4 separate regions of the Homo sapiens genome follow, and all the other regions are linked to region 1. Evidence: chromatin contacts called from ENCODE Hi-C or POLR2A ChIA-PET data. All regions are on one chromosome and are shown on one strand. Each heading gives the region's core, a stretch centred on a gene start or an enhancer-like site at or near the end of the contact. The rest is flanking DNA. Distances are from core to core; before and after follow the strand shown. Region 1 holds the start of LINC01991 (long intergenic non-protein coding RNA 1991). Region 2 overlaps LPP (LIM domain containing preferred translocation partner in lipoma). Region 3 overlaps LPP (LIM domain containing preferred translocation partner in lipoma). Region 4 overlaps LPP (LIM domain containing preferred translocation partner in lipoma).

Region 1 (6,283 bases), core at 2,089-4,588:
AGCTTCCTGTGATCTCTGGGGAAATGTTATCAGCAGCAATATTGCCATACAGGGCATCCCCTGGGAGTGACTTTGGGGGCAAGACTTATGTCTCATGTTCTCTGCTACCCACTGAAGGCTATTCTGGCCAAGCCCCCAGAGCAGGTAACAGTGGCAGGTAAGAATATTTGTTAGGTAAGAGGAAAGTCCAGAGCATGAAGGCTCCAAGGTCTAAGAAAAAAATTAGCAAGACACCAAGAAGCATTTTTTTAGCAGGAAAATAGGTGGCATTCAGAGAGTGAATAGGGGGACAAGAAGATAACTCCTGAGAGCCAAACCTACAAAGTCAATACCTGGACCAGAAAGCTCACTTTTCAGGAGAACTCTACTGCATTTTACATGTAATAGAACTGAGTGTCACTTAAGGTAACAGGCATTAGAAATCACCATGGAGGTCAGGTTCAATCCCTGAATTGCCTGTGAGGAAACAGGCATTTGGTAAAAAGGGGCTTGCCCTGAGTTAATAGAAGATCCCGGGATAAATCTCAGATCTCTTGATTATCTTTCTCTTGCTGTTTGAGAAGGGCCATCCTTTTTGGCCCTCCTGGCCTAAGTTTCTTCATTTCAAAAATGATGGGAAAGATCACTGTTTCCCTTGTGTGCTCTTCCAGCTCCAATATTCCATGGGTCCCAGAGACCCAGGCTTCAGTCCAGGCCTAGAGCATCTCCCCATTCAGGCCGTGTTCACAGGAATCATAGCCTCTCCCTTTATTCTCCCCTGGGGAATCTGCAGTAATGCTTAATCCCCGCTCCCAGACTCACTTTCGCAAGGGGAAATCAATAGATTCTTCAAGTAGTTGGACCACAGAATGATGCCTGGGTCTATTTTGTCAACCAGGTGGCTCTGGTGAAGGAAGTTGTGTGAGTCATTGTCGGCCAGAAATGTAAATCTGGACTGAGGCTTCCCTTGCAGTGAAATTTGGGTCTTTAGTAACAGTGACCTTCTGTACAGCACGTTACAGTTACAAAACACTTTACATACTTCATTTGTTTATCACAACTATTCAGAGACTTAGTGTTATTGTTATGCCCATTTTACAGAGGAGGAAAATAGACATGGGCACTATGGCAATTTGCCCAAGGTGACAGGAAGTGTGAGTGGCAGAGCTGGGACTGACTTAGTGAAGTCTTTGGACCTTATAATCCGTGACCTGCATACCACATCTCTTTGTATCAGGGTTCCTATTGCCTACTCAGCCTCAGTGGATAGAAACAAAAGCAAAGAAGGTCAACCTGCTTGGGGTCATTTACATGGACATGCATTTCTGGAGAAGGGATAATTGCAGCATCATTGTGGATATTACAGTCATGGAGACAGGCCTGGGAATAGGCAGATATATGGGACTGACAGCCTCTGTCCACTGCTGTCCACCACCCACTGACTCTTTCACCTTCTGTTTCTCAGACTAAAACTCACCCTTCCTGATTTAAAAACCAGGGCTTTTCTTCCCATTGTGTAAAATATGAAGCATAATCCAAACATGTAAAAAAGGATGACAAGTACTGTAACAAACATCCATCGTAGTGAAGTTTCACGCTGTTAGCTAAATATTTCCAGTTCTTTCCATTTCTGGGAACATGGTAGAATTGCACTCCTGGCCCTTGAGCAAGGTAAATCCAGGTGCTAGTCTGGGCCACTTAGCTGTGAAAGGAGACAGCGTGTGTCACTTCCAATCTGGAGCATGTAATTGCTCTCTCTTTCCTTCTGGTGCAGCTGCCAGCAAGGAGGTGGTGACTGCTCTGTCAGCCTTGGTCCCTGAGTGGCAACAACAAGCAGCACCTTCTGCCAACCTACAATGTATGAAATAAAAAAAGAAATCTTTGCTCTTTTAAGCCATTGAGATTTGGGGTTTCTGTTATTGCAGCAAAACCTAACTTATACTGACCCTTACATTCACATTCCCACCACCATGATTTTTTGAGAATGTTAACATTTCCTTATACCTGGTTCAGCTTTTTAAAGAAGCGAAATCCAAAAATAACTGTATCCTTTGTCGCTTGCCTCCTTCCAGCCCTTTTCCTTCCTCCCCAGAATAGCTACCGTCTCAAAGATGTATGCGTCTGTCCTGTCCATGTTTGGTAGATTTACTCCGTAAGTATGTGTACAACACAATATATAGTATTACTTCATGTTACTAAAATTTGCATGAATAATATTGATTATTCTAAAAATTGCTTTTGTATTCAACATTATTATTTTAGATGTATCAATATTGATACGTTAGTTTCAGTTCACTCACTTTAAATTTGATATAATATCCCTTCATATGAATGTATCACAATTTATAAAGCCTTTTCCTACTAATGAACTTTTAAATTACTTTTTTCTTTTAAAAACAATTCTCTTAAATACAAGGCTTTTTATGTAGGTATGCAAGAGCTTCTCTTGGTTGTATGCAAGAGCTTCTCTTGGTTGTATACCAAGAGTGGAATTGCTAAGATATAAGGTCTACTAAACCTCAAATTTGATAGATATTGCCAAATTTCTATCCAAAATGGCTTTTTTTCATTTACAGTCCTATCATCAGTGTCTACATGTTTTGTCATTGCTTTATCATGTCAAACATTTCATGTTGTCCGACTTTTAAAATTTTAGCCAATCTGATGGGTCTGAAATGGCATCTCCTAATTTTTTATTTTGCATTTCTTTGAGTATCAGTGAAGTTAAGCATCTTTCCATTTCTTTTAGGATTATTTCCTTTTCAGAGTTTTCCTTGTTGATATAGACTGATCATTTATTTCTATGTTTTTTTCTCCTTATGGATGTGTAGAATTTTCTTCCTCCTGTGTTCTGGGTACTAATCCAGTTACATAAATTGTAAGTGCATTTTCTGCATCTGTGACTTGCTTTTAATTTTGTTCTTTGCCCAGTTATCCTTCTCTCGCAAGCCATTGGCTGCCTGCTTGTGCACACACTTGATTTTTCAGATCATAGCAACTACATGGTAAAAATGGCTTGGAGGCGTGTTTTGAAAAACCTAGGTGAATAAATGTTGCTTGCTCTAAATATCTGTAGTAGGATATGGAATGTGTTTTTACAAGATAATCGGTGAAGGACCTGTTTTGCTTACTCAAGGATCTCATTTGCTAACACGATTGTGTGGTGAAAGCAAAAGAACCAGGTGTAAGTGGAAAAAACCTTAGTCATTAAGAGTTGTTTGGGCTGCTCAATGGTGAGTATCAGGGGTGACTGGTTTCCCCCTGCCATGATGAATCCTGGCATGATTTGCCTGGCTGTTTTGACATTTTGTAGACCTAGCATATGTGGGAGGGCACTTGAAAGACGTCTCATACTCAAGTGGTCTCTCCTCTTCCCATACACACCTTACGGATTCTTCACAGGGTGTGATGATGGGAAGCCTAGACACGCTTATCAGAAGGTAGGAAAAAATGGTGTCTTGGAAGTGCTTGTAGCTTTCCAATGAGGGGAGTCACTTTAAAGCTTTGTTTATCTTTCTGTGCCTCAGCTAACCCCAGAGGAAAATCTTAGCTCAGGACAGGAAGCTCAGAGCACCCAAAAGGATGACTACTGCAGTGCAAGACTATTTATGTCTGCCTCTTACATATCCCTCCGTGTTCTCCCCCAGGAGGCCTGGGCTGTGCTGCAGCTCCAAGGAGGCCTGCATATATCATCACTCCCTAGGAAACCAAGGGGTATGGCAGAAACCGAGCTCTGGGATCAATTATACTGGTAAAACTACAAAGGCAGGGGGTGAGCCAGAGTGTTGTGGCTTAGGAACAACTTGCTGAAAAAAGACTTGATGTTCCCAAGTAGAACCCTGTGGCCCCAGGGGAGGTGACCTCGGCTGTCTGGTCAACCAGCCAGAGTGCTAGGTCTCAGAAGCCAGGACACACCTTCCGTTCCAGTTGACTCACTTGAGTGGCAAATTCTTTTCTCCCTCACAATCCTCTCATCTTCAAAGGGAATTCATTAAGCCCCACCATGCCATCGGCACTTGGCCAGGTGTTATACTGGCCCATTAGGTGGACACAGGCCGTAGCCCCAGGGAGCATGCCAAATGAGGTGGAGGGTGGCAGCTGTGACCTAGTGACATCCCCTGAGGTGGTTTTGCAGCACCTTCTATAAACCCTCCAGCTGTTTCAAACTATTTGTGTGGGGCTTTCCACACAAGCTGTGTTCTCTCCCGTCCCCTTGCTTTAGTTCACTCTTTTCCTTTTGCTTGGAATGCTCTTCCACTCTATCTGTCAATGCACTCAAATGCCCACTCCTGGATGGAGACTTTCCTGGCAACCCCAGGCAGAATTAGCCACTCCCAATTCTGTGTATTCTCATAGCACTCTGTATCATTAATATAGCACATGCCAATCTGTGCTGGAATCATCTGCTTATATGTCTGTCTCCCTAATGGACTCTGAATTCCTTGAAGATGCATTCTGCGACTTATCCATCTTTGTTTCTTCAGCAAGAATTTGGTTGGTGCTTAGTAAATGTGTGCTGAGTTAAATGCAGAAAGGGACACAGCTCATGATTTTATCTGATTTTACCTTGTGGTATAACTGGAAGCAGGTCACGTCTGTCTGAGTTTTAGTTTCCTTTTCTGTAAAATGGGTGGGGGGAGGATACATTAGAAAATGGCCTCTAAGAGGTTTTCTGGCTCTACTGTCTATGATTTTAAAATTCTAGTCTCCTATTGAAAAACCGAGAGTTCATCATAACTCTTTAAAGACCAACATGTTTTCGTTTACATGTATCAAAGAGCCTGATGTTCCCTTCCCACCTCTAGTCTGCCACCTATAAAAAAAGTTGTGTATTGCTTAGCAGTTTGCAAATTTTCTGACTGAAGTTTCAAGAGGTTTGTGGGATTGATTGATTACAGGAAGCGTGTAAATTTTATCTTCCCTGGGGAATAAAATTGTGGGACTAATTGATTCTTTTAAAGGCTTGTATTTTCTGGTGATTTTGTCAGCCTGGGTACATGTGGAAAGGGGTCTTGTGTAGCTGCTTGTGGCATCCCTGTGTCTCTCTTCTCACCACAATGCAGGCGTCACTGCACGTGCCACACCTAGTAGTCTGTGTCCCATGAGGCCCATGCTTTTCCTAGGCTACCTCTCTGCCCCTTGAGTTACATGTTTGGAAATTCCTGCATGGATAGAACTGAGTACCCCTCGCCTTCTGAGAACATATTTACAAGGTGCTAATAACACCTAACTATGATCTTAGAACTAGTCTACATGGTGAGTCAGACGGGGCTTATTTTCGACCCATTTTTCAGATGGAAGTAAGACACAGGGAGGTGAAATGACTTGCATGAGGTCTCACAGCTAGGAAGGTCTTCTGGACCTGGCTTAATAAAACCCAATGTTCTTAATTTCATCAACTCCTTTAAAAATTACTTTGATTGCTGCTTTCTTGATTGGCTGCTCTCAGGCCTCTTGGCTGATGAAACCAGAGGCAGGTGAATTCTACCAGAAGGAAAGAAGGGGTTCTAACCCACTACTGATTTTGTGGGACAAAGTGGCTGCATTCATTAGTGAAGGGGGAAGTCAGATTAGTTAAAACTGTCCATTTGGTGGTTTCTATCATTAGCATCTCACTATGCCAGTAAATGAGCTGTTGAAGCCTGAAGTAGGGGCTCCTCCTGAAAGCTCGAGAGGATTCCAAAGCTGCTGGGCTCCGTGGAGGAACATCCAGGAGCACATGGTCTCCATGTTCCCTTTTTTAACTCTACAAAGGCAGCTAAGAGGGAGCGCAACTTGTTACTGCACATCTCTGAGTGTCAGTTTTTCTATCTGTGAAATGGGGATAATAAATCCTCCCTAGCTTACCTCAGAGGATGGCTGTGAGGGTCACATATTATGATGGAGGTGGCAGTGCTCTAGAATCTGAAAGTGCAGGGCAAAAATCAGGTAATATCATTTGCTCTTGTTATTATACTTTTTTTTTTTTGGGACTGAGATTCACTCTGTTGCCCAGGCTGGAGTGCAATGGCACAATCTCAGCTCACTGCAACCTCCACCTCCCGGGTTCGAGGAAATCTCCTGCCTCATCCTCTCAAGTAGGTGGGATTACAGGCACCCACCACCACACCTAGCTAATTTTTGTATTTTTGGTAGAGAGGGTGTTTCACCAGCCAGGCTGGTGTTGAACTCGTGACCTCAGGTGATCCACCCACCTCGGCCTCCCAAACTGCTGGTTTTACAGGTGTGAGCCACGGCGCCCAGCCTTGTTATTCTACTTTCATAACTGTGAATGATCTTAATGAAGGGAAGTAAGCCCAGCTTG
Region 2 (6,394 bases), core at 987-3,486, 350 kb before region 1:
AAGAATGGGGAAGAGCTAGGTAAGGCTTTAACATTTGAGCTAAGCCTTGAAAGATACTTCCAAGCCAGTTTTGCACAGAATCAGAGAAAGATCAAGTGGGAAAAAGCTTGGCTTATACAGAGGGCTAAAGGAAGGTCAGTGTGTCTACAGATTACTGTGTAAAGTGATGAGTGGTATGAAAAAAGCAGAGAGGCCAGGCGCAGTGGCTCACACCTGTAATTCCAGCACTTTGGGAGGCCGAGGCGGGTGGATCACCTGAGGTCAGGAGTTCGAGACCAGCCTGGCCAACATGGTGAAAACCCATCTCTACTAAAAATACAAAAATTAGCCGAGCGTGATGGCTGGTGCCTGTAATCCCAGCTACTCGGGAGGCTGAGGCAGGAGAATTGCTTGAACCCAGAAGGTGGAGGCTGCAGTGAGCCGAGATCGCACCATCGCACTCCAGCCTGGGAGACAAGAGCGAGACTCCATCTCAAAAAAAATAAAGAAAGAAAAAAAAAGGAGAGAACATAGAGTCATCTCACAGGGCTTTGCAGGCCATGAAAGGGCCTTTCAAACATTTCTACAGATGCTCCTTGATTTCTATGGGGTTGGTTACACCCAGATAAACTCAGTGTGAAGTGGACAAATTGTAAGTCAAACCATCATAAGTCAGGGACCTTCTGCAGATACTACAGCAGCCACCGTATGGCTTAAGGGGAGGGGTGTGATATGATCTGACCAACAATTTTAGATCTCTCCAGATGGTGTGGAAAAAGGCCACAAGGGGAAACCATAAAAGTAGAAGACAATTTCAGAGACTATTGCCATAGTCATGGCAATGGATGGTAACTTGAATTTAGGTAGATTCAAAAGAAGTAATGATAGCAATCAGAGTCAGAAAACATTCTGGAGGCAGAACAAACACGCACTGGCCAAGCATGTACTCTGAGCAGGAGAAGTAGTTAAATGAGTTATATGGAGGTCCTACAACACGGGGGTGAACATGCCTCATGCTTCAGGAGGTCTTGGTAGATCTTGAGATGACGCATTTCGGGTGATGCTGCTGCTCTGTGAATGACACTTTGAGAACCAAGGCTCTAGGAGAGCCAGGAGACAGGAACAACAGTGGAGCAGGAGGTGATGAACGTTGGACTTATGGTAATAATAGATGGAATATAGTAAAGAAGAAACATTCAAGAGATGTGGCAAAAAGAAATTACCAAAGACTTGAGGGCAAATAATCTAGGAATGGAAATAAAAAAGAAGATGGTGCTGGTGGAATTGCCTCTAAGCTTTCTTAAATGACATTGTTCATTATATAGATAGAAAAACATGGTTTCTATCTATCTAGTGCAAATCAGTTTTCCAAGTCACATTTCATGTTGCCACAACCTATCCCTATAAAATAAGGCTAGGGAAATTATTGTAGTTATAGATAATAACGACAACAACAACAATACCAATCATTTATTGAAAGCTTATTCTGTGTCAACCACATTGCAACATGTACTATCTCCAAATCTGGCAATAACTCTATTCCTATGTAAGAAAATGACAAACTAATGCTCAGAGACGTTATATAGCTCACCCAGAATCATTCCTGCTTCAGCTGGATTCAATCCCAGGAGAAAACCCTAAAATCTATGACCTCCACTTCCATTCTGCCTAACAAGCTGAATCCATAGGAGAATAAGATGCCCACTTGGGGCATTCACCCTCAAAGTCAGAGTTCCCTTTTAATCTGACTAAATTTCAAGATCACAACTGGCAAATCTTGATTCATAGACTCTAGCAGCATAGCAATAAGGACCCAAGGTCAGGTGCCACGTGCATAGAACAACCATGACTTATTTTATTTCCACATAAGGAGAATGCAACTTGAGTGTTTCATGAGCTATTCACTGCTCATGCTCAGACTCATGTCTCTGCACTCAAACTCTAGTGCTTTTCCATGGCCTCTGTTTACCCTCGACTTTATTCTGCTACTGCTTTGCAAAGTTTTCTTCCCAGAAAATAAGTGGCTGTCTACACAGTAATGTGTTTGGAGTGAAGATGTGAGAAAGAGGCCCTCATCTGTGAAGATGCATGGTGAACGGTAGTAGATATTGACAAGTAAGAAAGGTTAGTTTAGATATTTCCCCAGCCCAGGAAGTGGGTACAAAATGAGCCACAAGACCTTCCTTCTAGTTACCCACACTGTGCTTTCCCAAGGTGATTCACAGGTACAGCTCCACTGATCTGACAAAGGGGACTGTCTTCAGAAAGATGAAAGGATGTTTTTATGTCTGCTCTCTCTCTTTTCTTTATTTGTTCCTTCTCTAGTAACAACAATTAATTGTGCTGTGCGGGCAGTACAGAGATGAGTCTACCGGGAAGCCAGCACAAATCCATCAAGCGCTTTTAGTCCAAGCTTTTTAGAAGCAATTGCTTACCACATTTTCACCGCTCTTTTTCTCACAGCTAGAATTAGAGTGGATTTTACCACACAATCACTCTAATGCCCTTTTCCCCCACCTCTAAAGTGAAGATGGAAGATGACTATTGGTCCATCACCAGCAAAACCATAAGACATACATGAGAAAACCAATTCATTTAGTGTTTTATAAAGACTAAGTATTGGGTCCTGAGATAGGTATCCCACATACATTAACATATCACAACTTTGTGAGGCAGACATTGTCTATGTCAAACAGGTGAAGAAATTAATGCTCAGAGATGAGAAGTTACTTGCATAGAGTCATACAACTAGAAAATAGCAGAGCCAGGAAGTAAACACAGGTCTGACTCCAAGGCCAATACTTTTCCCATCACTACAGCTGTCCGGCACTCTTCCAAGAGCACTCACAACTTTTCATTCTCTTCTACCAGAGAATCAACATTGCAAATATTACTTAAAACTCAGGCCGTATATAACCAAAAGGCCTTTTTAAAGAGGTCTTTTCTAGGAAGAGTGAACGACTAAGCCATCATAGATTCTATAAGAGTTACCTCTGACCAACCAAACATGTTCCTGAGGGACCAGTTAGGGTCTCTTCCATGCCTAACTAGGAATCATGGAGACTCTTGAATTTCCCAGCTCAGGGCTCTGAGAAAATGACATCACATAAAGCCTGCTCCCTCACCCAACACCAGGGCATGCAGTGAAGAAGGACGAATCAGGGAAAGGGACACAGTGGAAGCCTGAGGGCCTATAAGTCATATGTTCACAGAGGCTCTGGTTCACAATGAAGCATAATAAAATAAAACCACCCAGTGAAAAGTATCTACAGTCCAAGCTTAAACTTGCCTTTTCATTGTTATCCTCACAACCTCCATAGATTAAATGTTGGAAAGGATCAAGCCACAGAAAAAATAAGATTATCCAGTCCTTAGGCCCTTAGACATAATATCTGAGCAAAGATGGGGATTCGTATATGTAAGCAGCATCCTTTTCTGTCCCCCTTTACCTAGAGAGTGATGAGGTGAAGCATCTTGAAAAGATTCCTTATCATAAGCTGAGATGACAGGGACACCTGATGAGAATGGTAATTAAATCAATAAGTAAATAAACACTTGGATCAATGTTCTTCATTTTTGCTGGCTATCTTAAGAAAATGGGATGCCTTATAAAGGTATTTCACTCTTCCAACCATAAATACAAGGTAGCTTCACAAAGTTTTCTCTATTTAAAGTTATTTTGGTTTTCAACAAATGCCAGTTAACCATCTTCTACGTGTTAGTGTGTGGTTTTGGGGGAAAAAGGATGGTAGAAAGAGAAAAAGACCCAATCCCTATTTTCAAAGAGCTCAAAGGCTGGTACCTAAGGCCAAGCACAAAATGTTGTGATTTTTTTTTTAAGTCAGCAAGTTATGTTCTCAATTATGAAAATACCAAATGTCAGATTTTTCTCCAGTCCAAGCAATAATATAAAATGAGCCAATTCTTCTGAATTAGACTTTTTAAAATGAAAATTATGGCTGTTGAAGCTTCTCCTTTTAATGACAATATTATTAGAACTCAGGGGAGAACACAAGGTCAATTGACTCTGATCCATGTTCTTCCCAGGCTCTAAGCCAGCACCATCCAATAGAATTATCATAGGAGCCACATACACCATTTAAAATTTTCTAGTAGCCACATTTCAAAAGGCTCATTGAAAAAAATTATTTTACAAATATATCCAAAATATTATTTTTCAACATGTGGCACTAGCCACCTTTCAAGTGCTCAACAGCCACATGTGGTTAGTGGCTGCCATATTATACAGCACATCTCCCACCTCGCCTCAACCTTCAACTCCCAGGATGAGAACAGAGCAAAACATTTGTTGGAAACAAGGAGCCAAGTTCTGTAATATTGATTGAGATACAAGTACTCCCACAGGCAGACCCAGTTCTCCCAATACTGCAAAGTGTTTCTCTCAACCTTCTATCTCAAGACCAAGAGACTGCAGGACACTGTGATGGCAAACGCCAGAGGGAGAAATGGCTCCATCTTATATGTGAGGATGAGGAAAATCAAACAGGACCAAGGATTACTACCGAAAATATGACAGCTTACTCACACTGGCCACTGGGATACCTTTTCTACTGATTCATCACACACAGGACTTGAGATTTTACCCTCAAACTTTTTGTGGCTTGAAACAATCTCTTTTTTCTAGATCAAGTCACCAATACTTCCTCTTCCCAATCCTCTGTGCATCCTCTGAGAAGAGCACAGAGAAGGTAAAACATTCAGTAAGTACGATGCATCAGTGCATGAAGCTACTGAAAGAAAGAGATGAGAAGCCCTTTTCCTCTCCATACCTTCTAGTCTTGATCCATGGATAAGGAAAATTCAATGTCCTTGTCAAATGAAAAAGAATTCTCTCCTCATCCCTATCCTGTCCTGAACAGTGAATGGCTGACATCCACTAAGCCATACTTAGAAAGGAAAAGGATTAGTTGTCAGGAATGGGCGAGTTCCGTTTCTTACTCCTTCCTGCTTTCCCAAGTGTTCTCCTTTCTATTGGAGATGTGGTTTCTGAGACAGGCCCCAATGCCTGGGTTGTTTACTGGGTAAGTATACACAGAAGCAGCACTGTGACTGAGCTCACCACTGAGGGGACCCCAGAGTTGAGACTGCAGGGCAGGCTGTAGCAAATCGCAACATTGTCGTCAGGTCCTAACCAAATTTTCTAATTGAACTTTGAGGTCCATGTGATTTGGGAGTTTCGGCTTTCCATTATCATGAAGTTAGTAGTTTGAGGACTAGTCAATAATCATTGCCACCAATTTGCAAATGTGTTGGAGTGTGTATAGTCCCAGACAACTGGTCTTCTATTAAAAAATAAAATAAAACAAAACTGGCCACTATCACAATTAACATCACCAGTAATAACTCACATTAACATCATGTACGCTGTGATATGAAGCAATGAGAAGCGTACTTCACCTCTGTGGTGGTCTTCCCAGAAATCTAAAACCCCAATTTAATCATGAGAAAGCATCAGTCAGACTCAAGTTGCAAGACACTCATTCTTCAAAATACCTGACCGTTACACTAAAAAAGTGTCAAGGTCCTAAAAACAGGGAAAGGCTGAGAAATAGCCACAGTCAGGAGGAGACAAAGAAGACAGGATGACTAAATGCACAGCAGCATCCTAAACTAGATCTAGGAAAAAAACGAAAGGCATTAGTGGAAAAACTGGAAAACTGCCAATAAAAGATATAATCACTTCTTTAGTCATGTTACACCAATGATAATTTCTTTGCTTAAACATACTTTGGTTATATAAGATGTTAACATCAGGGAAAGCTGGGTGAAGGGTACACAGGAACTCTTTGTACTGTTAGTCTAGCTCACCAGCTTCAACAGACAAACATTATTGGGGAATGAACACCCTTAAACTGCCTCCAGCTAAATCAAAACCCCATCAGAAAAAGAGCTGACAACAATGAACTACAATACAAGATATTACATAAAGTGATGTCTTGGGTCTTACTGTTATCATAAATTAATAGCATTTCAAATGCATTTGATTAGTTAAAAGGCTCAATGGGAGCAAGAAAGGTGAATTAAACAAGTATTTTAAAAGTAAATAAATAAAATGAAATAAATGAATGAATGAATAAGATGAGAAAGACCAACTGTGCCAAATAAGGAATTGGTAACTGAAAAATCCACATTTTTGCTAATTGTTGAAAATTTTTATTCTGTATTTGGACAGGCATTATATAGAGAATCCTCTTCCCAAACCACCGTTGGATGTTTCAAAGACTATTCTGGCCCTGTTTTACTGAAAGAAAGTCTGTTCCAGTGTGTGTTCCTGAGAAGACAAGGTGCTTAGCCAACACATTCACAGGGGTCTGTGGAGATTCAGTGTCTGAACTTTCTAATCCTTATCTCAAGCATCTGTGAAACTATATAAACTAACCTGAGAAAAATCCTT
Region 3 (6,056 bases), core at 1,225-3,724, 270 kb before region 1:
TACTGACTGAGTAGAATTCTTTTTCTATTAATAGTTCATCTGGGTGACTTAAGACAACCAGAGTTCTCTCTCCAGGTCTTGGCTCACCAATCTCTAAGAAAAGAAGGCTGAAATCCCATCATTTCTGGTCTGAGGCTGTAGAAAGAGAGAAATGCCTCAGATGTCAATAAATTATTAAGTTACTTAATTGATTAGTAACTTCGAACAAGATATTTTGTGTGACTAAGCCTCCATTTCCCTATTTACAAATTAGGAAGGATAATATTGTGAGAATTAAGGAATCCAGTTGATTCAGTTAAATAATCATCTGAGTCCCTACTTTGTGTCTCATCTATGTCAGATGGTAGGAAAATGTGGGTGTATTCAGTGCTCCTGCCCTGTGGGGGACTCACAGGCTTTCACCCTTTTCCAGGGAAAATGTTGTTGCTGAATAGAAAATGTAGAAACTGGAAGGAATATTTAAGATCTCATGCCCTATTTAGACTATTTAAATTCATAAGACATGGAAAGTCAGCAGAGATTTCAGATAAGAGAAATGAAATACAATTGCTATATCATCTATGAAGAGGAAAGAATTCCCTGTAATTAAATATCAAAACACTGAGCTTGGGATATGAGAAGGGGCAGAGAGTGTTAATCACAAACAAATTAGTGAGATAAATTGCAGGGTATCTGCTTCCTAAAGGCTTTAGAAAGTTATTGAGGCTGATAATTACAGAAATTCTATGGGTTTTCATTCCTACTTGAAGGGTAGACCAAAGAAATAGACACCTAGACATATCAGCCTGATCCCAATGTTCTCAGGTACCAGAGATTTAATGTTAATGAAAGAAAAAAAAAAAGTTGTAGACAGCATCTAGTTCAATAACCTCATTTTACAGATAAAAGAATAGACAGGAATAGAGAAACATGTCTGGGATGATAAAACAATTAAAAAGCAGATAGGACATCCAAGGGATATTCTAAGTCATTTCTCCATTAGAAAATCCTCACATCATTTCACACGATTTTATGGTATCAGTCCAAAAATAAAGTAAAAAACTTTGAAAATACATTTCAACAATTACAGTCAAGAAACAGAAATTTTTCCTTTTCCTGATAAAATAAAAAGCATTCACAGACAAATGAAAACAGTGAGGGTAGTACAATATATTCATCATTATTTTGTTTTTTGTGAAAGCAGGGCTGGGCTGGGTGTGGTGTCTCACACCTATAATCTTAGCACTTTGGAAGGCCGAGGTGGGAGGATCACCGAGCTCAGTAGTTGGAGAGAGCCTGGGCAACATAGTGAGACCTCGTGTCTACAAAAGAAATAAATAAATAAAAGCAGGGCACACACAAATGCAACGTTATTTTGATCTTAAAAAAAAAAAAGTGTGGGGTTAGAAAAGAGGGAAGCATGCCTTCTATTTTATTAAATTTACTTTGTGGTCTTTATTGCATAGGTGACATTATCATATAAGGTACCTTCTAAGAGGAGGTGAAAAGGCAAAAGGAAGGCAAAGGTGGTGGAATGAAGTTTAGGTCAGCAAACATCTACTGAGAATTTTCTCTGCTAATGGCTCTGGGCCAGGATCTGTGAGGAATAGAATCATAAGAAAATACCATCCCTGCCCACAAACTGTTTAAAAGCAAACAAGCCTGTAATCCCAGCACTTTGGGAGGCCGAGGCAGGCAGATCACGAGGTCAGAAGTTCGAGACCAGCATGACCAACATGATGAAACCCTGTCTCTATGAAAAATACAAAAATTAGTCAGGCGTAGTGGCGGGTGCCTGTAATCCCAGCTACTTGGGAGGCTGAGGCAGGAGAATTGCTTGAACCCGGGAGGCAGAGGTTGCAGTGAGCCAAGATTGTGTCACTGCACTCCAGCCTGGGTGACAGAGCAAGACTCTGTTTCAAAAGAAAAAAAAGGCGGGGGCAGGGTGGGAAACAAGGCAGAATTATGCTAACAATTTACCCTAATACAAGCCTAGAATGATGAGTGCAAAGAAGAGGACAAAAATCACCACTAACAACGGACCAAGAATGAGACACTAGGTAGCCACCCATTAGACACGGTCCATGCCCTCAAGGAACATATGCCTAGTAAGGAGATACAAAATCATTCATCCATCATTCATTCACTCAGATTCATTGAAAATCTACCATGAACCAGATACCGATGTACATGCTGAGGCTTCAGAAATGAGCAGGACATGGCTGAGTTCACAGTTCAGGGCAGACAACAAACACATAATGCTGAGTAGACACCAGGCAGTGTGATTAAGCCAAAGGAGATGTGTTTTAAAAGCCTAGGTTACTCAGAGAGAGAGGGGTAGATTATCAGAGATGACACGGAAAAGGCACCTCTACAACAAACAATCATACTTTTGACTCTAATACAATGGAGAATGAATAAAGCGTCTAATAGAGAAGAGTGCCACACACAGTGAGAAAGTCCCTAGGGAGTATTCTGACCAAAGTCTTGGTCTTGAAGGAGAGGCATAGTCTTCTAATTGCTTTGATGAATCACAGACCAAACAGTGATTCAGCTCTGAAAGAAACCTTAGAGATGGGCATTCCAAGGTCTCATGGGGTTAGTAGCAGAAGCAGGACTGGAACCCAGAACCCAAGTTGGACCACTAGACTGGTGCCTCTCCCTAAGCCCACTCTGCCTCTTCCATGTCTGTGAATGAGCTTACCACTCCTAGCTATGCAAAACTGCATAGAACCATTTCAGCAAGAGGCTCAGGTAGCATTAAAGAAGTTCCCACCTCAACGATGTCAATTTTTTGTTACTGTTGTCTTGAGGAAGCATGTTTGCTTTTAAACGCTCCCAAATTAAAAGCCATTCTCAGCCTTCCTACAATTGTATGTGCGCTGGGCGCAGTGGCTCACTTCTATAATCCCAGAACTTTGGCAGGCCGAGGCAGGCAGATATCTTAAGGCCAGGAGTTCGAGACCAGCCTGCACAACACGGTGAAACCCCACCTCTACTAAAAATACAAAAATTAGCCGGGCGTGGTGACGGGCACCTGTAAGCTACTCAGGAGGCTGAGGCAGGAGAATCGCTTGAACCCGGGAAGTGGAGGTTGTGGTGAGCAGAGATTGTGCCTCTACTCTCCAGCCTGCGCGACAGAGCGAGACTCTGTCTCAAAAAAATAAAAATTTTAAAAATAAAATAATTAATTAAAAAAAAAGATGTGGACCTGAACTCAGATTAGTGTCAGAGTGAACTTTCTAGTTAGCCTCCTCTTTCCACAGTGAAGAAATTACACCCAGAGAGACTGAGGTTAGTCACCCTGTCCAATCACAGCACCAGTTACACAGCACCTGAACTCAGAAGGGTCTAGCACCTTTTGCTCAGTGCTGCCAGTGTGGTGGTCTATGGCCTCATTCTCATAGCCTGCAAGTGATAGACCCCAGGACAGCAAGAATCATGCCAAAAGGATAACATCAATTAGCCTGTGTATTGTAGAAACAGATCACGAGATTTTAGAACGTAAAGAAAGAGAAAAAGAAACGATTTATTTCGCAGCTTTCCGTGCAAGCTTTTCAAAGGCCCTTCCCAGATCCGGCCTTCTGAGACACCACCCCAAGCCCCCGGAGGTTTGTTCTCTACTTAAATTGCCCCAAACTATGCTGTTTTCCTATCAATACTCAACAGCAAAGATGGAAAAGAATTGCCAATTTCTTGTGAATCCTGAAGATTTCCTTTATGAGTCATGGGAAACTAAAATAACCTGAGGGGTAGGGGGAACGGTAGAAACAGTTTTAAATCGGTTCTCACTAGTTTGTTTTACAGTGTGGTATAACTCCTGAGAACAGAAAAAATCAAGTTTCTAGAGTTGTTGTAAAAATAGGAGTTTTTGTCAGGTTGTGTCAGCTGTCACTGTGGCATTTCTTATTAGTATTTTTCTGTCTTTTTTTTGTTATATTAATTATAGTTTGATCACTGTAAGAGCTATTTTGAATCTATGGGACTTTCCTAACCAGATTGTTTTGGCATTTTAAAGTTACTCACATTCAGGGCCTAAACAATATAGCAAGTATCTTTTCTTCCTCTCTTTTTTATACTCAAATTCTGAACAAAGGAACCATCTGTTCTCTCTCTGAAAACATCAGCCCTTGTTTTCATTTTTCATTAATCATAATGCCTCAAACTTACATAATCTCTTTCTCCAACTTGCTTATTAAAGCATTTTGTAGACATCGCCTCATTCGTCTTCAATATCATCCCCTACAAACTAAGGAGAAAGGGGAAATGTTTGCTAATTTTCACTTAGGTAAGTGATTATCAGATGTTTAATGAATTTTGCATGAATGATGGCATGTTAGCCTCAGAAGGGACCTTGATGATCACCTGGCCCAGTTCTGGCTCTTGCATTTGTAAAATGAAGACCCAGAAAGGAGAAGTGATTTCACATTCTATTTGTGTACCTAACTCTCTACTCCTGACTGTAAGTGGTGAGGGTAAGAACCGTGTCTTTCACAGTTTTGTATCTCCAGTACCTGGTGTGTATTTGTTGAATGGATGAAAATGCTTGCAAATAGTCACACAGGTGGCTATGACAGAGCTGGGGTCAGAGCTCTACTCTCCTGCCTTCCCATTCAATGTGTGTGGTTTTTTTTTCCTTCTTCTTTTCCTTCTCTCTCTCTCTCTCTGTCTCTCTCTTTCTTTTTATAATACAATATAGACCTGAATGCAAGAAGAATCAAGCAGAGACACAACTAAAAAGGTGATGAGGATGGAGAGGATAAAAAGCAGGCTTTTACCTATAAGTTAGAAATAGGTTGAACAAACCCAGTAGAAATCAAGTTTAGCCATTAGCCATGCTAAAAAATAACCCATGTTAAGGCTGAGTGTCTAAAAGCTCTGCATTCCTTATGTGTGCCATATATTTAAGGATTTAGTGGATTCCTTAAACATTACCCAACTGAGGAAATGATCTGTCTTAACGCCAAAGGACAGCATGCCTCCTTAACACCTATTAGCCCAAAAAAAGCACATCATCCACCCTGCGATTTGGCCTCATCACTCACTGTAACTCAAGAGGACATACAGCGTCAGAATCATGAAATCTACCAGCCCAAAGTTTTCCAATGAGCAGAGGTCACTGGAATAAAGACCTTTATTCCATATGCCTAGCTGGAAGTCAGAAATTCATTTGACATGTTTCTTCTTATTTTCAGAATGTCCTACTCCCCACCATTACTCTTTGAAGTTATAGGGAAAATAAACTCTTTCTAGAAAAACAAGTTAAATTTTCAATTCTATCATCTGAAATTACGTATATAGTAGTAGTTATAACAAAGTCAACGACTCTCTGAAGATTCTTTAAAAATAGGTTGTCCATGTAGATGAGAAAGCTGTAGGTCTGAAGAGAGAAGGAAATCTTTTATTTTTCAGTAAAAGAAAAAAAGAAAAGAAATCAGAGGGCCAAGGAGAACTCAAGTATATTATAACACGGTCTCACATGAAGTACATCAGTTACAGATACAAGCAGGAAACAAATTAGCTTCAAAATAAAAACAAATCAACATAAATGAACCTTCAAACAACTCTGATGACTTTTTCTCCCCCAAAGGGAAAGATGAAAGGAGATTAGAAGGAAGAGAAGAGAAAAAGATGAGGAACGAGTAGGGAGATGCTTAAATCCCTAACACAGCATGTCTCACACAAACACAGCAGGCTGCCGAGGGTGTCTGGGGCTGTCCAGCACACAGCGGACAGGCGTTTATACCCAGTCATGCAGGATCAGCTGGAGAAACGTACAGCATGTACTTCAGGGCAAACAGCTGCAGAGAGGCCTGCGCAGATAACAGCAGGTTGGATTCATGCTATATCAGTAGTTCTATCCATACCCACCACCTTCTGCTCCTAGAGTGTCAGGCTATCCCCATGACCACTTATCATTCTTGCAGCCACTACGTGGAACATTAACCCTCTATTGACACTTCCCTGATAAAACTGTGCCCATTTCACATGTAGGGACATTCTCACTGTCTTGCTACCTCTAAAATCATCACTTTAGACTATGCATACATACCCCGTAACATCTTAACATTTTTCAT
Region 4 (5,793 bases), core at 1,548-4,047, 370 kb before region 1:
GCCAAGGTCATGCCGGTGCACTCCAGCCTGAGCAATAAGAGCAAAACTCCATCTCAAAAAAAAAAGAAAGAAAGAAAAGAAAAAGGGTATGGTTTCTATTACAGACAACAAACCTGAGACCCAAGTAAATCAAGTAACTTATCCAAGGCCACACAACTAATCCTGCTGACCTTCAAATACAGGTTTATCTGCCTGTCAAGCCTATCAGTGTGAGTATATGCCAACGGAAAGGTAGGAAATAAAAGTAGATACTACTGTAGATTGCTGGTATAAAGCCTTGTTCTTGTTTTGCCATTATTCTCAGAGAGCCATTAACCTGCTGTGTGAATTTTAGTAAGTCTTACCCCTTCTAACCACCTCCATTTCTGCATCTGCAAGGTGAAGGTACTGCCATTGAGAAACTCCGAGGCGTCTTCCATCTCTGACCTGCCTTTCACTCTTCTGGCCCCCCCACACACTCACAGTGGGTCATCAGGTGCTAAGCTTTAGCTTCACACATGTGGCAGTCATCACAATTTGGCAGCATCCAAATTCTAGCTGCTCACATCTGCATTTGTGCTGATCTGTGCGTGGTCAGAAGTTATCTCTGTTAAAAGTCTCAAGCTCAATATAATGGGGGGGTAGGCCGGGAGGAGGGGAACAAAATAGATGACCCAAAGCACTGAAATTCCTATTTAGGTGAAAACTCAGTATGATCAGGGCACTATGACCCTAACTACTCTTCATCTCCTCATCTCACTTACCAAATGAAGATATTGAGAGCACTAACCTGACAGAAGTTTGAAGAACAAGAAAAAAACTGAGTTATGCATAATGTGTTTCATATGATTATCTAGCTTTTTTTATTCTTTCTTAAGGAGCCAGATAAACACGTAGTTAACGAATTATGATATGAAGTAATTCATAATGTATGATCTTGTCCCTTCCTAAAATCCCATAGTACACATTCTCTGTATTCCTCTGGGGCCCATCTACCATTTTCTACCAGAAATTTCCATGGTTTATGAACTTGCATCATTGTCTCTATTTGTCTTCAATGTTATCTCTGGAGGTATTCACATATTTTGGAGTAAATCCGGATTTAAATCCAGATTTTATATTTATTAGCTGTAAAACTTTGGGCAAATTACTCAACCTCTCTGAGCACCTAGCAATTTTCTATTTTATAGGATTATATACAATAATGTATTGAGATGTCTAGCATTTAGCAAATTCTGAATTAAAATTGAATTTGAATGCATGAGTGAATGAATGAAGTAGAATAAGAGTTTCAATATTAAAATATCACTCAATAGTTTGAGATACATACATGCCAAAAGTCATGCTACAAAACGAGCCTAACACTCAGAGTATAACAATAGGTGACTACGGGGAAAATCCAACAGCAAAAGGAAATGTATGCCACTCAAATGTCATCTCATACTTCCCACATAGAATGAAAACTTTTGCTTAACTCATGGATGGCCTTCAGAGCATCTACAAACCTCCTAAACTTGTTGATAGCATTTTCTGGAGTTCTGCATTTTCCAACTATTTCATAAATTCATCTGAGTTTCTGAAAATTCCATAATCCTCACATCTGCCCCAAACACAGGATCATGTGTATGCACGTGTGCACGCACATACACACACGTATATTAAGAACTACTACTTTAGGCCAGGCACGGTGGCTCACACCTGTAATCCCAGCACTTTGGTAGGCCGAGGCGGGTGGACTCCTGAGGTCAGGAGTTTGAGAGCAGCCTGACCAACATGGTGAAACCCCATCTCTACTTAAAAAAAAAAAAAAAAATTAGCTGGGCGTGGGGGTGTGCACCTGTAGTCCCAGCTACTTGGGAGGCTGAGACAGGAGAATTGCTTGAACCTGGGAGGCGGAGGCTGCAGTAAACCAAGATCGTGCCACTGCACTCCAGCCTGGGTGACAGAGCGAGACTCCGTCTCAAAAAAAAAAAAAAAAAAAAAAAAAAGATTTGCTACTTTAGGCAGGTCCCTGGACAGAAAGGGACTGTCAAATAAAAGAGAAAAAGTAGATTTAATAAAACAAGGCTGAAAGCTGCAAACATACTGTTTGGAAAGTATGGGTAGTGGAACTTATAATGATGACCATCTCAAACCAGAAAAAGGGGCTCTGAATTCAAGATCTGGCTTGGCTGCACATTCGCTGCAGGTCCTTGGGCAAATCTGAGACTCATGAAAATCAGAGGGTTCCTTTGACATCATCTATGCCACCCTCCTCCTCCCATCTCACAGATGGAGAAAGTGCAGCTCAGAGGAAAGTTAGGCATTCACTAAACTCATAGCAAATTAATTAGAGCCAGGATTTGAACCTCAGACTCAGTCAACTGATTTCTACTCTTTGAACCTCTGTACTGTGAGGTTCCAGGTAAGTGCTTAGGTCCAGTGGTCTCTAAGCACCTTCTATCGGATGGGTAACAATTACTACACTCTTCTCCAGACCTGGAAGCCCCCATGTACATGTGAGTTTCATTTTGGCAATGATTATACTAGCTGTTTCTCAGTCCCAGCCCATCCCCACAAGAATAAGGCAGAAGGGTCTGAAATAAGAGAGAAGGGTCTGAAAGGGTGAGAGACACTGCTATTAATGCTGTGTAGCCCAGCAATTGGGAATCGCAGGCCTTGAACTAGACTTCATTGTGTTGGCTATTATTCTTCTGTCCTCTTGCTTATAAATCCCTCATCTGTCTTCTTTTTTTTAATGTTCCCCAACAATGTGCAGGAAACAGGAGCTCATTCTCAGATTCCTATAATTCACTGATTCAGAAAAGGGCAGGAGGCGGGTGGAGGAGAGTGATGATGTCAGCGTCAAACAACCTCTTACAGGAAGAACTGCAAGGGAATCCACAGTCTTTTAATAAACACGGAAAGCAGAAGGTAGCCGGAACCCTCTGTGCCATGTCTTCATGAAATTAATGAAGATACCTGGAGTCCATTTATGTTTAAGGACATCTCACATCCCCATGCTGAAAATGAAATTGGTTTTGCCTGGAAGATAATGGCCTTTTAAGAACTAGGAAGTGAAAGGATAGTTTATAGAAAAAGATTTCTCTACTTAAAGATACAACTATGTAGTCAGAAGAATTCTAGTCCAAGATCAGTCAAAAACACTTTAGACAAATCAGATTCCCTCCCAGACACTAAAATCTCCATCTGTGACATGAAATAATTTGTTTAGATTACTTCGTGAAGTCCCCTCTGGCTTTGACATTCTGATCTCCTTTACAGATCCAGTGATTTGCTCTGGAAAAATCAAATAATGGAAGAAGCATCCACCTCTTCCTAACGGTCTTAATAGGGGGGAAGTTTACCAGATCCTCTCATAAGACCCAGATCAGGGAACAATGTCACAGAGTAAAGAAATGTGGAGGAAAACAGCTTTTCTTTCCTAACAAGGAATTGCAAGTTGCTGGGGTAAGGGACTACCGCTACCGGTGTATAAATGCCCATTCTTACAGTATATATAATAAAAGTCATTAACTGCATGTCTGGTATGTAAAAGAAGCAAAAGCTAAGCAGAAAAATAACTAATTTTCCACAGTGGCTGTGCAGTAGAGTCATAGGACTGTCCTATGATTTTGGAAACATGGCACCAGGAGAGAGAAGGGACTAGCTAGGAAATAAAATCATATATAAGAGAACATTTAACCGGAAGTAATGCCATGATCAACTGGTCCAACTTTGTCATTAGATGATGAAACAGACCTCATAGAGGGAAGGTGACTTGCCTAGGTGACACAGCCAGGTGACATTACAGCTGGGATTAGAAAAGGATTCTCATGGCTTCTGGTGCACATAACATACAACATACTGCTTTGCTCCCAAAAACAATGTGATTCTATTCAGGTTATTACAGAGGTAATTTCACTTATAACTACTGCCTCTACCTCCACTTCAAAAAACGGTAACTGATTAATTTTATTTAAAGCAGACTAGGACTGTTTCCACCAAATTATAATAAACAATTCACTCTGGCAATATAGACAAGTCCATGAGATTTAATTGGGTATTATTCATCCTTGCTAATGAATCACCCTGTGGAAAACAGGGATAATCAACCGTCTACAAGAGGCCAGAAGCCTGTTCTCGTTCAAGTACAGATCTTGCCTATTAAAGAACATTAGGTATCAGCTCTAAATAGTAAACAGGGTATACTGTTGCAGATTCCGTGGAGTGCAGCTTTAAATAGATTTGGTTTGGAAATGGGACAGAGAACACACCGCAGTCAGTGGATCAACGTTGAGAGCAGAGAAAAACAATGATTACACTCATTAAGTGGGTACCTGTTGACACATTTACTGTCAAGTCTAATTATTTATTGAAACTGTTATTCTTTCTTCATTACTGCCACTGATACCAATTATTGCCACAGGATTATTTTAAATTTCTACAGCATGCTCCCAGACTATTTACTTCTCCACCTCCCAAAGGTTACTTGAGAGGTTTCTATCATTCCCTCTCTACCATTCCCCACCTCCAAAATATAACGAAAAGAGAAAGAGAGAAAATTCCTCTTTCTTGAGAGTAATTTTTGTAACCTTTCAGGGCTTGCTTAAAACTCCTCTTGATAGTTTCAAGATGGGTTTCTGTGGGGACAGGGGATACAGTTAATTACTTTTCAAAGCTTATTCTATTAATATTTAACAATTGGCATCGGAGGGAAGGTTAGTGTGATAACTGCAGTTTCTAAATGAACAAGTTAGATCTCTGCCTCACAGAGCTGTCAAAAACTATGATAGTAGGTATCTACAGTACATTCTTTTCTGATATATTTATCCGTAAAAATAAAACATTAGAAATAAGTTTTTGCAGGGTTATTTTGTGGACTAGAAAAGAAATAAAAGGTGGACAGGAGCCATTCTTACATTTTTTGCTACTACCTTTTTTAAAAACAATGTTCTCTTTTTCTGTGTTAGTTTGCTGAGAATGATGGCTTCCAAACACCGCATGTTCTCACTCAGAAGTGGGAGTTGAACGAGAACACATGGACACAGGGAGGGGAACATCACACATCGGGGCCCGTTGATGGGTGGAGGGCAAGGCAAGGACAAATACCTAATGCATGCGGTGCTTAAAACCTGGATGATGGGTGGATAGGGTGCAGCAACCACCATGGCACATGTATACCTACGTAAAAATCCTGCATGTTCTGCACATGTATCCAAGAACTTAAAGTAAAATAATAAGTAAATAAATAAATAAAAAACTTCCTGGGTAAACTAGCTTATATTCCACTTGAAAAATAAATAAATAATAATAAAAATAAAAACAATGTTCTTTTTTTGTAGGAATGAGAAGAAAATCTAAATAACTTAAGTGGCTGTTATGTCTGGTTTAATTACAGAAATTTCATAGTCCATACATAACCTACCTTGTCTGCACGTGTTCTTATTATATATATATGATATTAGCTTTGAAAATCATGTAAACCTGACACCTTAATTTCCTCTCAATTCTAAATTTTCTAAGTCCTACAAATTTGGGGCAATACCAACCAATTTTATTCTTCTCAAAGGTCTGTGCAACTGAAGTCATGGTTGCAGTTCGAGGTCATAGATATAACATACCAAAGGAATTAACAAAATATTCAGCAGAATACATGTGTATAGTACTCTAAATAATGATATCAAATCTTCTACAAAGTTACTATTCTACATATTGACTACTTCACCTCTTTTTGGTTAAGTTACATTACATAAAACACAGTAGAGCTCATTAGAAGGTACAGATTCAGCAGGTTGACTTTAGGAGAAAAATCGCATCTGGTAAATTTTACAA

Evidence for each region. Hi-C counts contacts between places; a loop is a spot of excess contacts on that map. ChIA-PET counts read pairs that join two places held with the same protein, here RNA polymerase II (POLR2A). Pooled maps may share reads with other maps.
Region 2: a loop to region 1 is called in a map of CD4-positive, alpha-beta memory T cell, with 2.5 times the contacts of the local background. The contact joins the enhancer-like site here to the promoter of LINC01991 in region 1. A Hi-C loop is called at or near these places in 1 of 168 maps with a recorded cell type or tissue (CD4-positive, alpha-beta memory T cell) and 8 of 50 pooled maps. POLR2A ChIA-PET finds 5 or more read pairs at or near these places in 3 of 52 experiments (Panc1, activated CD8-positive, alpha-beta memory T cell and activated naive CD4-positive, alpha-beta T cell).
Region 3: a loop to region 1 is called in a map of B cell, with 5 times the contacts of the local background. The contact joins the enhancer-like site here to the promoter of LINC01991 in region 1. A Hi-C loop is called at or near these places in 5 of 168 maps with a recorded cell type or tissue (B cell, CD4-positive, alpha-beta memory T cell, OCI-LY7 and 2 more) and 8 of 50 pooled maps. POLR2A ChIA-PET finds 5 or more read pairs at or near these places in 1 of 52 experiments (OCI-LY7).
Region 4: a loop to region 1 is called in a pooled map, with 2.6 times the contacts of the local background. The contact joins the enhancer-like site here to the promoter of LINC01991 in region 1. A Hi-C loop is called at or near these places in 1 of 168 maps with a recorded cell type or tissue (psoas muscle) and 9 of 50 pooled maps. POLR2A ChIA-PET finds 5 or more read pairs at or near these places in 3 of 52 experiments (CD4-positive, alpha-beta memory T cell, Panc1 and activated B cell).

The regions. Positions count from the first base shown.
Region 1 is chr3:187,973,462-187,979,744 of GRCh38, reverse strand. It overlaps LINC01991 (long intergenic non-protein coding RNA 1991), which reads left to right and starts at 3,338. Exons shown (of 3, transcript NR_135538.1): 1 at 3,338-3,419.
Region 2 is chr3:188,319,078-188,325,471 of GRCh38, reverse strand. The region is part of intron 2 of LPP (LIM domain containing preferred translocation partner in lipoma); the gene reads right to left. Among named protein-coding and RNA genes, the nearest start is that of FLJ42393, 140 kb to the right of the region's middle. Within about 2 kb of position 2,236, at least 4 of the 41 ENCODE cell types and tissues checked have a DNase peak (open chromatin) inside an H3K27ac peak, as active enhancers do.
Region 3 is chr3:188,240,974-188,247,029 of GRCh38, reverse strand. All of the region lies in intron 2 of LPP (LIM domain containing preferred translocation partner in lipoma), which reads right to left. Among named protein-coding and RNA genes, the nearest start is that of FLJ42393, 65 kb to the right of the region's middle. Within about 2 kb of position 2,474, at least 4 of the 41 ENCODE cell types and tissues checked have a DNase peak (open chromatin) inside an H3K27ac peak, as active enhancers do; they include B cell and OCI-LY7, where a contact is called at or near this core.
Region 4 is chr3:188,342,426-188,348,218 of GRCh38, reverse strand. The region is part of intron 3 of LPP (LIM domain containing preferred translocation partner in lipoma); the gene reads right to left. Among named protein-coding and RNA genes, the nearest start is that of FLJ42393, 170 kb to the right of the region's middle. Within about 2 kb of position 2,797, at least 4 of the 41 ENCODE cell types and tissues checked have a DNase peak (open chromatin) inside an H3K27ac peak, as active enhancers do.